Regions from separate parts of the Homo sapiens genome. Here region 1 is linked to region 2. Evidence: chromatin contacts called from ENCODE Hi-C or POLR2A ChIA-PET data. All regions are on one chromosome and are shown on one strand. The core of a region is the stretch at or near the end of the contact, and the rest is flanking DNA. Distances in the headings are between cores, read along the strand shown. Region 1 overlaps CEP70 (centrosomal protein 70). Region 2 holds the start of NME9 (NME/NM23 family member 9).

The links. A loop is a pair of places that touch in the nucleus more often than their neighbours do. ChIA-PET counts read pairs that join two places held with the same protein, here RNA polymerase II (POLR2A). Pooled maps may share reads with other maps.
Region 1: a loop to region 2 is called in a map of gastrocnemius medialis, with 4 times the contacts of the local background. The contact joins the enhancer-like site here to the promoter of NME9 in region 2. A Hi-C loop is called at or near these places in 1 of 168 maps with a recorded cell type or tissue (gastrocnemius medialis) and 1 of 50 pooled maps. POLR2A ChIA-PET finds 5 or more read pairs at or near these places in 5 of 52 experiments (A549, A673, HEK293T and 2 more).

What each region holds. Positions count from the first base shown.
Region 1 is chr3:138,490,034-138,497,096 of GRCh38, reverse strand. CEP70 (centrosomal protein 70) reads left to right here. Exons shown (of 18, transcript NM_024491.4): 18 at 2,021-2,753. The coding sequence ends at 2,082. Among named protein-coding and RNA genes, the nearest start is that of ESYT3, 59 kb to the right of the region's middle. Within about 2 kb of position 2,681, at least 4 of the 41 ENCODE cell types and tissues checked have a DNase peak (open chromatin) inside an H3K27ac peak, as active enhancers do; they include gastrocnemius medialis, where a contact is called at or near this core.
Region 2 is chr3:138,326,276-138,333,221 of GRCh38, reverse strand. NME9 (NME/NM23 family member 9) reads left to right here and starts at 3,371. Exons shown (of 11, transcript NM_001349018.2): 1 at 3,371-3,919. The coding sequence starts at 3,887. It overlaps LOC124909438 (a long non-coding RNA gene), which reads right to left and starts at 3,289. Exons shown (of 2, transcript XR_007096113.1): 1 at 3,052-3,289.

The sequences.
Region 1 (7,063 bases), core at 1,432-3,931, 160 kb before region 2:
GAAAATGTAATTTGAAAGTTAAACTTGAGATGAGGTATGAAACTGTATAAGTGTGTTGTCTGATATCCTGAAGAGCCTGGTTTCATAGAATAATATGATTCTTGCTTTGGGATTGCTATTAACTTAAGCAGTGATGTTCTCATCATTCATAAATATTTGGCACATTAATAAACATATTTTAATAGGGTGTGCTGGTAACACTTATTTCAGAATGCTTCTATAGAAACTTCCTTTCAGATATTATGACACTCAGCATGGTTCATAAAGATCATTTGCTTCAGAAAGCCAGGTTTCTCTGGAGATGAATTCTGTAATTTGGTCAAAGTTGAAGTTCTGGTGTTAAACATTAACATTGGGAAAGTTAAATCTGGCAAACATGACAGTTTTTTTAATTAATAGGTGTCACTAAGCATGTAGGTGCAGGGTGGCATACTGAGTAACAGACATGGAGAGTACCTTTAGTGAGTAAAAAAACAATCCATTCTTTTTCTCATGTAAATGGTGTGATTGACTGAGGAAATTCCCATATCGGCCAAGGTCCTTTGCTGTGAGGTTCATTTGTAAGGCAGGTTTCTCACTTAATGAGAAAACAGGTGTAATTTCAGAATGGGCAGGGGGCGGAGTCAGGGAATACCTTGATCTTGTACCTTACCACAATGTAAGGGAATTGTAAACAAATTCTCTGTTGTAGGTTTGCTTATATTGTTTCTGTTCCCATATCTTGATGCTTTGTTAGTGGGTTCAGACAAGTATTCTGACTGAAGTCGGGAGCTTAAAAGAACTAAATGAATAGTAGGAGAGCATGGGCTATGTGTGTAGGCTAAGTGAAGAGCAACCAAGATCCAGCTACACAATGGAGAGAGTTGGAATCCAAGAAAGCATGCTTTATGTAAGGGAACGCGTTTATTAATGATGGCTTAACAGAATAAGCTAGAAAAAAGTGTGGGTATCTAGAGAACCTGCCATTGTGGCTTACCTTAAGTAGGGCTGGGATCTGGATAATGAGAAAAAGGATTTTGCTCCTTTGGTGGCCAGGAGCTTCAGAGAGTGAATTCTAACTTAGGCTGGTTGGAATAAGATAGTCTTAGGAAGAAAAATCAAATTCAGAAAGAGCCTGTCAAAAAAGAGCCTGGATTGGTTTATCTGGTAAGCTGGACCAGGCTAAGCTCTATAATATATTGTACTTGAGGTTTGTACACTCGATGAGGCTATCTTTTTGATTAGGCAGATAATTGTTTTTTTTGAGACATAGTCTTGCTCTCTGTCACCCAGGCCAGAGTGCAGTGACGCAATCTCAGCTCACTGCAACCTCTGCCTCTGGGGTTCAAGCAATTCTCCTGCCTCAACTTCCCAAGTAGCTGGGATTACAGGTGCCCACTACCACACCCAGCTAATTTTTGTATTTTTAGTAGAGGTGGGTTTTCACCGTGTTGGCCAGGCTGGTCTTAAACTCCTGACCTCAGATGATCTTCCCGTCTCGGCCTCCCAAAGTGCTGGGATTATAGGCATGAGCCACTGCACCCAGCTGGCAGATACCTTTCATCTTAGAGTGATCCACTACTAAGAAATCTTCCCAAGAAAATTAAAGAGGACAAGACTGTTCTATGAGAAGAAATTCCTAAGTCCTCACGTGGAGACCTAGGGAGGAGACGCCTCTACCTGGGATTTCATCATGTAGATGCACCCGTGTAGTGATACAGATCTAATGAGACACTAACATATCACACATGTGGGCAGTTGGATCTGTTAATAAGGACATGCTGCTAATGAAGTTAATACTAGAATCAGAGGGTACTTGTGGGTATGTGGTAACTTATATAAACAGAGCCCCTGTGAAGCATCTGTATCCGAATCAGTGATAATCTATCATCACTATCGGAGAAAAACTTCATGTGCACAAAAGCACCAGTATTATTGCCTTTATGTTTGGGGTTTGCCTTTGCATATAGGTTCTTGTTTCATGTGAGTTTACCACTAGAAAAAGTTACTCTCTTTTATTATTACTGTTTTTGTATTACAGAAATTGATGACTTGGATGCCATTGTACCTGCAGTAAAGAAATTAAAAGTACTTTCATACTGAAAACAAATCAAATCATTTTTACTGTGTAAATTGTATTCTTAACATTTTGTATTTTGTAGGATTGATCTTATTTTGAGACAAGGGTTGTAAAATGTATTTGCTCTCAGAATTCATCCCCTTCTTAGTATTAGGTCATTCTTCATCTGTATAATTTTTATTAACTTTGAGATTCTTATACAGAAAATAGTTGCAAGGGTAAGGTAATTAACTTTAGATCCCTTCATTTCTAAAGCAATTATTGAGTGCTTAAAATTTAAGGTTGTTTTAGAGTGGAGTTTGTGAGTAAAAGAGGAGCCCAGGGAGACAGATTGCAAGTAGTAGGTTGCAATCTTTTAGATTCAGCTTGTAATAATCTTTGAGCCACACCAAAAGGAATGCCAAGGGCTCTCTAAATTTAGCCAGTAGGAAGCTACTGCTCTCCTGGCAAGGATTAATTGGCACATTCTGTTAAGATATCCCTCATGACAGTTGCCCTTTCAAAGCAGGAGGAAGAAAAGGAAGAAAGAAAAACTGTTTCATCATTTCTGTTAGGGTAGGAAATGAATCATAGGGTAAAATGGATGAGTAGATAGAAGTCTCTCATTTAAAAAGTGTCTTTTGCAATCTTGATGTAATGCACTTTTTATAAGGACTTGAGATCTCAAATAAAATTTCTGTAAAGAATTTCCAAACATAAGTGTCCTCAGTGATGCTTGTATATTACTGACAAATAATGAGTCATATTCTCTTCCTAGGCTGAACCTTCCTTGGGCAACTTGTACATCCTTGCTGCATTTTATGTAAGAGTACTTTACTTGCTGCCTTCTGTTTATTCTGTATTCTCAATATGCAGTCACGTTTTCTTAAGGGTCAGCGTTCTGCCTCATACCCATAAGTACAAGTCACTTTGGACTATTCTTCCCCACTTTTATAAGCAGCAGGTCTAGGAAGATTTCTCTGTCATTCTTGTTGGTGGGCATATAGAATATTATAACACATTTCCAGGAAGCAGCATGGTGGAATGGTGAGTAAATGTCAGCAAACAAGCATCCACATCCTTGGTGTTATGACCTTAGGGATCAGACGTAAGATAATAGGCTCCTTCTAGATTTAAAATTCTTTGTCATGATAGCCTGCAGTTACATTTCTAAACACTAACTTACAATTTGTGGAAGACCTTGTGTCTTGAGGGTTGGGTACAAAAAGCATTTGGATATTCAATAATGTAAATACTATGAATTGATTAAATTATTCCAAGAAATTGATGGCAGGGCAAGATGGCAGAATAGAAGCCTACACTATTGATTCCCACTGCAGGAACACCAACTTTTAACAACTATCTACACACAGAAAAGCACCATCACAAGAACCAAAAATCAGGTGAGCAATCACAGTATTGGTTTTAACTTCATATTGCTGAAAGAGGCATTGAAGAGGGTTAGAGAGATAGCTTTGAATCACTGATGCCACCCCTCCCTGACCCCCTGGCAGTGGCTGCACTGTGGGGTCTGAGTCTGTGTGCTTGGGGGAGGGAGAGCACAGCAACTGGGGCACTTCACATTGAACTCAGTGCTGCCTTGTCATAGTGGAGAGTAAAGCCATGCTGGGCTAAGCCAGCGCAAATGCATGGAGGGAGCATTTGGACCAGACCTAGCCAGAGTGGAATTGTCCATTCCAGCTATCAGAACTTGAGTTTCTTGGCAAGCCTTGCCACCGTGGGCCAAAGTGCTCTGGGGTCCTAGGTAAACTTGAAAGGCAGTCTAGGACACAAAGATTACAGTTAATTCCTAGGCATCTCCTAGTGCTGGATGGGCTCAGAGCCGGAGGACTAGGGTGACACATGACTTAGGGAGACACCAGCCAGTGCAGCTAAGGGAGTTCTTGCACCACTCCTCCCCCAACCCCAGGCAGGCAGCAATGAAAGTGACTCCTTGCTTCTGCTTAAGGAAAGGAAAGCAAAGAGTAAAGAGGACTTTGCCTTGCATCTTGGATACCAGCTTAGCCACAGTAGGTTAGGGCACTGGGTAGAGTCGCAAGGCCCCCATTCCAGCCCCTAGCTCATGAACACTTCTAGGCACACCTTGGGTCAATAGGGAAGCCACTGCCTTGAAGGGCAGGACCTTGTTCTGGCAGGATTCATCACCTACTGACTAAAGAGTCCTTGGGCTGTGAATTACTAGCAGCAATACCCAGATAGTATGCTGTGGGCCTTGGGCTCTGAGACATGCTGACTTCAGGTGTGACCTAGCACATTCCCAACTGTGGTGGCTATGATGAAAAACTCCTCTTGTTTGAGAAAAGCAGAGGGAAAAGTAAAGGGGACTTTGTCTTTTCATCTTAGGTACCAGCTCAGCCACAATAGAGCTTTTGGGGTCCCTGAGGCTTTTGGGGTCCCTGAATCCAAGCCTAGTCTCTTGGACAGCATTTCTGGACCCTGCCCTGGGTGCCCACTGCCCTTCAGGGTGAGTCCCAGGCCTGGCAGCATTCACCACAAGCTGGCTGAGGAGCCTTTGGGCTTTAAGTGAACATCGGTGGTGGCCTAGCAGAACCTCCTGTGTGCCAGTGGTAGTGGTGGCCACAGAGAGAAGCCCCTCTGCCAGAGGAAAGGGGAAGGAAGAGCAGGAAGGACTTCATATTGTGATTTGAGTGCCAATTTGGCCACAGTAGAATAGAACATCAGGCAAAATTGTATGGTTTTTGACTCTAATCCCTGGCTCCCAGACAGCATCTCTGTACTTGCCCAGGGCCTGGGGAAACCTGACACCCTGAAGGGAAAGACACAAACTTAGTTGGCTTTGCCACCTGCTGATTGTAGAACTCTAGGGCCTTGAGTGAATGTAGGTGGTGGTCAAGTAGTGGTTATGGTGGGCCGTGGGCAAGACCAAGTGCTATGCTGGCTTCAGGTCTGATCCAATGCAGTCCCAGTGGTGGTGGCCATAGTGGGAGAGAGAGAGAGGTAGGTGGTGGTCAAGTAGTGGTTACAGCAGGCCTTGGGCAAGACCCAGTGCTGTGCTGGCTTCAGGTCTAATCCAATGCAGTCCCATTGGTGGTGGCCATGGTGGGGCAGGGTGGCGGTGGGGGGTGGCTGGGAGAGATCAACAGTAGAGTTTTTATTTTATTTTTGCTTGTTTATGCAATCAGTGTTGTCATCAGTTTAAAATAATGAATTATAACTTGCAGTAAGCCTTTCAGTAACCTCAAATCTAAAAATATACAATGGATTAAAAAAATATAAAAAACAAGAAATTAAATCATACCACCAGAGAAAACCACCTTCACTAAAAGAAAGACAGGGAGGCAGGAAAGAGGGAAAAGAAGACTACAAAACAACCAGAAAACAACAAAATGGCAGGAGTAAGTCCCTACTTATCAGTAATAACATTGAAGGTAAATGGACTAAACTCTACAATCAAAATACAAAGAGTGGCTGAATGGATGAAGAAACAAGACCCAATGATCTATTGCTTGCAAGAAACACATTTAGCCTATAAAGATGCATATAGACTGAAAACAAAGGGATAGAAAAAGATATTCCATGCTATTAGAAACAAATAAAGCAGGAGTAGCTATAATTATATTAGACAAAATAGATTTCAAGGCAAACACTGTAAGAGACAAAAAGGTCATTATATAATGATAAAGGGGTCAATCCAGCAACACGATAGGCTTATAAATACTTATGCTAATACTGGAGCATGCAGATATGTAAACTAAATATTATTAGAGCTAAAGAGAGAGATCCCAATACAATAACAGCTGGCATCTTCACCACACCACTTTCAGCATCAGACAGATCTTCCAGGCAGAAACTCAACAAAGAAACATCAGATTTAATCTGCACTGTGGGACAAATGAATCTAATAGATATTTACCAAACATTTCATCCAAAGGCTGAGGAATACTGAAAATTATTCTCCTCAGCACATGAATCATTATCAAGGATAGAGCATATGTTATGTCACAAAACAAGTCTTAAAACATTCAAAACATTGAAATAATAACAAGCATCTTCTCTGACCACAATGGATTAAAAGTAGAAATCAATAGGAATCTTGGAAACTATACAAACACATAGACATTAAACAGTATGTCCCTGAATGACCAGTGGGTGAATGAAGAAACTAAGAAGTAAATTGAAAATTTTCTTGAAACACATCTCAAAACCTATGAGATACAGCAAAAACAGTAGTATGTATGATAGGAATTTATAGCTATACATGCCTACATCAAAAAATAAGAAAAACTTCAAATAACCTAATGATGCATCTTCACTCTTTTCCCATTTGCCCTGAGAATACTTGCCAGGGGTCCTTACAGCTGCAGTGTTTACCTTAAGATAACTTTGCCATGAAATAGCTCATTTTTATTATTTTCACATTGCTGTAATATATTTACTTTGGAAACAAAATATATCATTCTATTTATAACAGTCTGTTTTTAGTAGTGGTATTTCCATTTACAAAATGCAGTAATTGTCAGTTGCTGAAATTGTCAAATCCTAGAAAATGTAGCATTCCTACAGGTGATGTTAAGGTCATTCTCAAACAGGTGTTGGCTGAAGATTCATTTGACGAATCTGATTTTTCTGAAATAGATGATTCTTATGATTCCAATGATTCTGACGTTAGTTTTGTTTAGAAATAACTACAAGAACAGTTTTTATATTTTATTTTCACATTGAAAATCAGATTTGCCTCAGCCTCAAAGAGCATGTTTACGTAAAATGGAATGAGCACTGGCAGCGAGCTGCACTTTTTTTTTTTTTCTAAACAGGAAAAGGTTAAAGAACTAGAAGAGCAAGAGCAAACTGAGCCCAAAATTTGTAGAAAAATAATAAAGATAAACACAGGAATATATGAATTAGAAATGAAGAAAACAATACAAAAAATCAATGAAACAAAAGTTGGTTTTTTGAAAACAAAGAAAATTGACAAAACCTTTAGTCAGACTAACAAAGGAAGACTCAAATAAAATCAGAGATGATAAAAGACATTACAACTGA
Region 2 (6,946 bases), core at 2,122-4,621:
AAACAAGCCGGGCATGGTGGTGGACACCTGCAGTCCCAGCTGCCTGGGAGGCTGAAGTGGGAGGATTGCTTGAGCCTAGGTGTTCCAGGCACCTCGCAACATAACAAGACCCCATTTCTTTAAAAAAAAAAAAATTTAAAGATGAGGAAACTAAGACTGACTGAATAAGCTGAAGTAGCTTCACCCAAGCTTAGACAGGTAGTAGGTGTATCTGTGATCCAGCCCACATCTGTCTGACCCTAAAGTTCCCAGTTCTACCACTCCCAGCTGCCTTCCTCAGAGCAAGGCACAGGAGGGACCTGCTGTTACTTGTGGAAAAAAGAAGACATTACACCTGGAAGGAGAGAGGAGTTAGGTTAGACGAAGATGTGTATATACATTCTTATCTTCTACGATGAAAAACGGGAAGGCATCCGAGGAAGCACAGCCTGCTTTGGTCTATGATTTCCTCTTAAAGTGAGGAGGGTCATTCTTGTTTTACAGAGTCACATCAGTTCTGAAGCATTTTGATAAAGAAAATGCTCCTAGTGTCCAATTTGGGTCTCAGAAGGGTTTATTTTGAGTAAACCACCACCTTGTGGCAATAAACATGAGTTGCAGGAGGAAGAGTTTGGTTTTTAATCTTTTGAACTCTAAAACACCTCAGTAGCCCTTAAATTTAGTTAGCAGGTTTTGCATTAAAATAAAACAAACAAAAAAGTACATCACTGAGGGAAGGGCTGATTAAAAATAGATACATTTGAAAAAATCTGACTTTTGGATAATAAATAAAAACACTGACCCAGCGGGGAGCAGTGGCTCATGCCTGTAATCCCAGCACTTTGGGAGGCTGAGGCAGGCGGATCATAAGGTCAAGAGATCTAGACCATCCTGGCCAACCAACGGGGTAAAACCCCATCTCTACTAAAAATACAAAAATTAGCTGGGCATAGTGCCACATGCCTGTAGTCCCAGCTACTCGGGAGGCTGAGGCAGGAGAATTGCTTGAACGCGGGAGGCGGAGGTTGCAGTGAGCTGAGATCACGCCACTGCACTCCAGCCCAGGTGACAGAGCAAGACTCTGTCTCAAAAAAAAACCAAAAAAACAAAAACAACAACAACAAAAAAAACCATTCACCTGTGTCACAAAACATGTAAAAGATGGAAGTTTTATTAAAAAGCAGGAGTGGCCCAAGGTGATTCATCTGGGAAAAAACTGATGAGGTTCCATGTTGTCCAAACTGTAATTTTTTTTTTCTTTGAGATGGAGTCTTGTTCTGTCACCCAGGCTGGAGTGCAGTGGCACGATCTTGGCTCACTGCAACCTCCGTCTTCTGGGTTCAAGTGATTCTCCTGCCTCAGCCTCCCAAGTAGCTGGGATTATAGGCATGCACCACCAGGCCCAGTTATTTGATACTTTTTTTTAGTAGAGACAGGGTTTCACCATGTTGGCCAGGCTCCTGCCCTCAAGTGATCCACCTGCCTCGGCCTCCCAGAGTGCTGGGATTACAGGCGTGAGCTACTGCACCCTACCCAAACTGTACACTTTTGAAAGTGAGAGGGGTTGCTATTAATAATTGCATGGGACAACAGGTGAAAAGTGGGGGTGTCCCAGGCAAACTGGGACATGTGGTTTACCTAAATTTGTTTCTGAGGTTTAGCCTGGCAAAGATGTGAGTACATTTTGTAATAGAGACCACATGGTAAGAAATTTAACCCTTTCAGAAAGAATAAATGTCACTATCTTTCCATGTGCTGGCAAGAGGAATTTAGCATCTGATTTGAATTTTATTTTGGAAACTAAATTCTAAGGGAGATTCCACACCATTCAAGAGCTTCAGCAACCACCACCTTGTGGCAATGAACATGATTTGCATCTAGTCAACTCAGTTTGCAATGTGGTGTCTTAAGGACTGCCTGTGGCTCTGCGTAATATTATCATGGAACTGAATATTGCCATGGGACTGAATGCAAGAAAAGAGTAGGTGGATTCGGAGCTGAAGTGGGAGAAGGCAGGATGACAGGTAGGAAGATGTTCGGTCTCCAGTATACCCATCGCCCTGTACTTCACAGAGGGTTGCTGGGTACCTCATGGCCAAACAGGGTATCAGCACTCCCTGGATGGAAATCATTTGGTGTATGCTTCACTTAGGAAGAATTGATATCTTAACAATATTAATTCTTCCTATCCATGAACACGGAATATTTCTTCATTTATTTAAATCTGTGAGATCTCTTTCATCAGCTGTGATTGATTCCTAGTTTAATTCTATTGCAGTCAGAGAACATACTTTGTTCTATCCTTTTAAATTTGTTAAGCTATGTTTTATGGCCTAGATTGTGGTCTATCTCAGTGAATGTCCCATGTGAGCTTGAGAAAGAATCTATATTCCGCTGTTGTTGAACTAAATATTGCATAAATGTCAATTAGATCAATTTGATATTTTTCAGTTCAACTATATCCTTGCTCATTTGCTTCTGCTGGATGTATTAATTACTTTTTAAAAATGGTATGAAAGCATTCTATTATAATACTGAGTTTACCTATTTTTCCTTGCAGTTTTATCTTCTTTTGCCTCACATATTTCGGTGCTCTGTTTTTAAGTACATACATATTAAGTATTGTTATGTCTTCCCAAATAACTGATCCCTTTAACTTTATGTAATGTCCCTGTTTATACCTGATAAATTTCCTTGTTCTGAAGTCTGCTTTTCTTGAAATTAACATACCTACTTCAGCTATTTTTTTAATTAGTGTCAGCCTGGTATAGCTTTCTCTATCCTTTTGCTTTTAATGTATTTTCTTGTGGATAACACACGATTGGGCTTTGTTTGTTTTTGAAATCCATTCTGACAATCTCTTTTTTAATTGGTGTAATCAGATTATTCACATTTAAAGTGGTTATTGATACAGTTGGATTAATATCTACAATGTCTGTAACTGTTTTGTATGTGTCTCACTTGACTTTCATATCTAATTTTGAATTTGTAATTTCATATTCTTTGCCTTAAAGAGAACGCTTGCAGATCCCTCAAAACCTGGAGACACCCCCCACCTTGCACACATTATACCGGTATGTGATGGTAGAAAAGCTGCACATCAGTCTTGGCAGGCAGGGCAGGAGGGATGCAGGGATTCACAGATGCGACTGTGCAACGCACAGATGCACTGGGTCTTTGCTTGGTGGGTTCGAAGCCTCCAGACGCTGACAAACACTGCAGCCAATGAGTGGGTTCCTATGGTCCGATATGGAGGGCAAGGGGCGGGACTCCCTCCTGCCTCTCCCTGGCTGGGTTCAGAGCCTCCGCGGAGAGACTGCGTTGGGCCCAGAGTGGGCGTGGCTTACGTGTCCGCCGGCTTTCCTGGCAGGCCTGGCGGGGGGGCCAGGTTGCCATGACGACCGCGGCTAGGTCGCGGCAGACTCGGTTGGTGACTCCGGGCGCGTCGAAGATCTTGTACCTGTCGTTCGCAGTGGCTCACTTTCCCAGTAATCCATAAGAACAGCAGGGATAACAGGGTCCCATGTCGTTTTTTTGTCAGAATTCCTCGACTGGCGACCCTGTGCCCGACAGGCTGCACCGCGCCCGGCGCACTGACTCCGGCCTCTGCGCGCGCCCCCTGGCCGGCTCCGGGGTGGGGAGGGGGCTTCGCAGATCCCCAGAAAACCGCCCGGCGAGCCACGAGCCCGTGGACTGCAGGCTCCGCTTCCTCGCGGGGTGTTCACTTTGTATCAGTGTGCTGATTTGCCGCCAGTTAGAAGCACCTTAAAAAGGGGCCGGGGGCCGTAGGAGGGGGGCTTGTCTGAAGGAGGCTCTGGGCTTGCTGATCCACGCAGCGGTTTGTCGCGAGGCTGCGGGGGAACGGCCCACGGCCGCGGTAACAGGGCTTCGTCTTCTTTGCAGAGCCATGGGCAGCAGGAAGAAGGAAATTGCCCTGCAGGTAAGCCTCAAGGGGCGCTAGCTTCCAGCTCTGGGTTGGGCTCGGGGAAGAGGAGGGTGATTAGAGCGGGGTTGCAGTATAAAAGTGACATTCTGTTTGCCAGCAGTACGTGACAGTGTTCTCAAACTTGAGTGATGTACCCTTCCGTCTTAAAGGGACAAAACTTATCTTGGAACCCCAGTGATGACAAATTTTACGCAAACAAAATTAATGCAAACAAAACTGAGTAGAAGCTGTTTACATTTATAGTGCTTATACAACCATAAAACCTAAACATGCATTAAATAAAACTATAAACTAAGAAAATACGAATCAACATAACTCGATGTGACCGTTATTTTGTTCTTGTTGAAATACAACTGCAGCTTGCACAGAGAATACAGTATAGGTTCTTTTGACTTTGGGCATGAGTCTGTAACTGTGTGCTCTGTGGAGACCCAGTTTTCCCACCACTGTTCTCATCAAATTTCACTTATTAACAAATATGTTTTGAGATATATTATGTGCTGGACATATGTTATATAGAGTGTCTTACTTCATTTGCATGTGGGACAAGTGAATTCAGAAGCCAGCAGCTGCTCTTCTTCTTGGTCCTGGACAATAGATAGTGGTTGATTCTGAAGTGATGGTAAAAACATGCAGGCATAGACCCTGGAATTAGGAGAGAGTGCTTGGTCATAAGGAGATCAGCTGGATGATCTGCAACATGGGAACATTTTAAAACGAACTTAAAATGCCTCATCATCAGCTGGCCCCAGTAAGATGCATACCAAGGCTACAGCGCCTCCTAGATAATAGAGCATTAGTGGTTTTGAGACATCTGGTTTCTCTCTTATTGTCCTCAGCAGGACCAGCAGTTTGCATGTGGATTTCAAAAGCCTAGTGGTTTAAAAAAGAGGAAAGGGGAAAGCAGCATCATTCTAAGGGTACCCCATGCTGGGGGTGGGAGGGGTGTGGGGTGGGGTGGGGTGGGATTTTTAGACTGGAAGTCAGAAGACCTGATGTAGTTCTTGTGTCCTCTATAGCCAACTGTGTCTTTGACTACATCACATAACCTCTCCAGGCTATAGCTTGCCCATCTATGGAATGAGGATGTTGTGTGAATTATCCCTAAGGGCCTTCTTCCAGCCTTGATATTCTAGGATTCTAGAGTCAGAAGCCACTTCATACGTGAATGTTCTGGTTGAAGTAAATTCTGATCAACTGGTCCTACCATTCATTGCTGTGTGACTCATTTCCTCAACTCTCTGGCCTCCGTATCCTTTACGTAGACAGGAGGGATGATACCTGTCCTGTAACGCCTGCAGAGCTGTGATGAGACTCCTTTAGACACTTCCTGGCTGGTCTGATGTTGTCTGTGGTGTCTCTAATGTTATTGCCCCATATTATGGTCATTTCATGTGTTGATGCCCTAGAGCTCCTATGGGGGTAATAACTTTTGTTAGCAATGTTGTTATTTTTTCATGTGTATTACTCAGAGCTCTGAGTACAATGCAGTACTCAAACTAAGTGCTCCCTCCTGCTGAAAGGAGGAGAGCGAGCAGCCTCCCCTCCCGTCTTCTACTGAGGCATCTGTGTAAAGGTCACCTCTCTATAAGGTAAACCCCTTGAAAGCAATGCCTAAAGTTGGCCAACCCAGGAACCTTGTCCTCTCTCTCAGCAAGGTTATTCAGGGTTCCCTTTATAACTGAGACAGGCAGAAATCACAGGACATCAAGGGACAGTCTGGGTAAAAGGTGCCACACATTCCCTATTCATTCCCTACCAAATGCAGGCTTAGTGAAGTCCGGATAGTTCCCACACTGTTCCACTCTTGCCTGGCTCCCAGGGCTGAGATTCTTCAACTGCCCAGAGTCCTGGCCCCAGAGCTGGTGGGACTCACTCCATGACAGGGGTGGGCCACAGAGAGCTGCTGGTGACTTAAGTCTGAGCCTCTGGGTAGGGGTGTGGGGCCCTTCCGAACGCTTCTATCACCTTCCTCAGGACTGTAGTTGTGGGCCCAGGGTTATGTCAGTCCAACTCTCTTATTTCATTTAAGACATCAAGAAGACTTTTCTGGGTTTCTTTTTCTTCTACTTTTCATTGAAACAAAAAAAGTAAGGACTATGCTTCCTTAAAAGAGAGACTTTTTTTTTTTTTTTTTTGAGACAGTTTCATTCTGTCCTGTCGCCCAGGCTGGAATGCAGCGGCATGATCTCATCTCAGTGCAACCTCCACCTCTCACGTTCAAGCAGTTCTCATGTCTCAGCCTCCCGAGTAGCTGGTAAAACAGGTATGCGCCACCACGCCCGGCTAACTTTTTTTTTTTTTTTTTTTTTTTTTTAGTAGAGGCAGGGTTTCACCATGTTGGCCAGGCAGGTCTGAAACTTCTGGCCTCAAGTGATCTGCCCGCCCTGGCCTCCAAAAGTGTTGGGATTACAGGCATGAGCAACCACGTTCGGCCAAAAAAGGAACTTTTAATAGAGGATTAGCAGTTGTTACATGTTTCTTGCCCTTATTGCCAATAATGCATCCTATCTTTTTTAGAGGGACACAGACCTTAGCATACCTGTATTAAGAACAATAGTAGGCCAGGCGTGCTGGCTCATGCCTGTAATCCCAGCACTTTGGAAGGCCGAGGCAGGCAGATTACTTGAGGTCAGGAGTTCACGACCAGCCTGGCCAACATGGTGAAACCCTGTCTCTACTAAAAATACAAAAAATTACCCGGGTGTGGTAGCGGGCACTTGTAATCCCAGCTACTTGGGAGGCTGAGGCAGGAGAATCTCTTGAACCCAGGAGGCAGAGGTTGCAGTGAGCCATGATCATGCCACTGCACTCCAGACTGGGTGACAGAGTGAGACTGTGTCTCAAAAAAGACAAACAAAAAACCCAGTAGTAATTTTTGTGGTCTTTTAATGTATATAGTTTCAAAGTAGCTCACCACAAAAATATGTTAATTACAAAGGAAAAGAGAATAATTTTACAGACAACAGACCTGACAGACCATGTTAATCCAGTGATCAAAGTGAACATCAGTAACAGGCA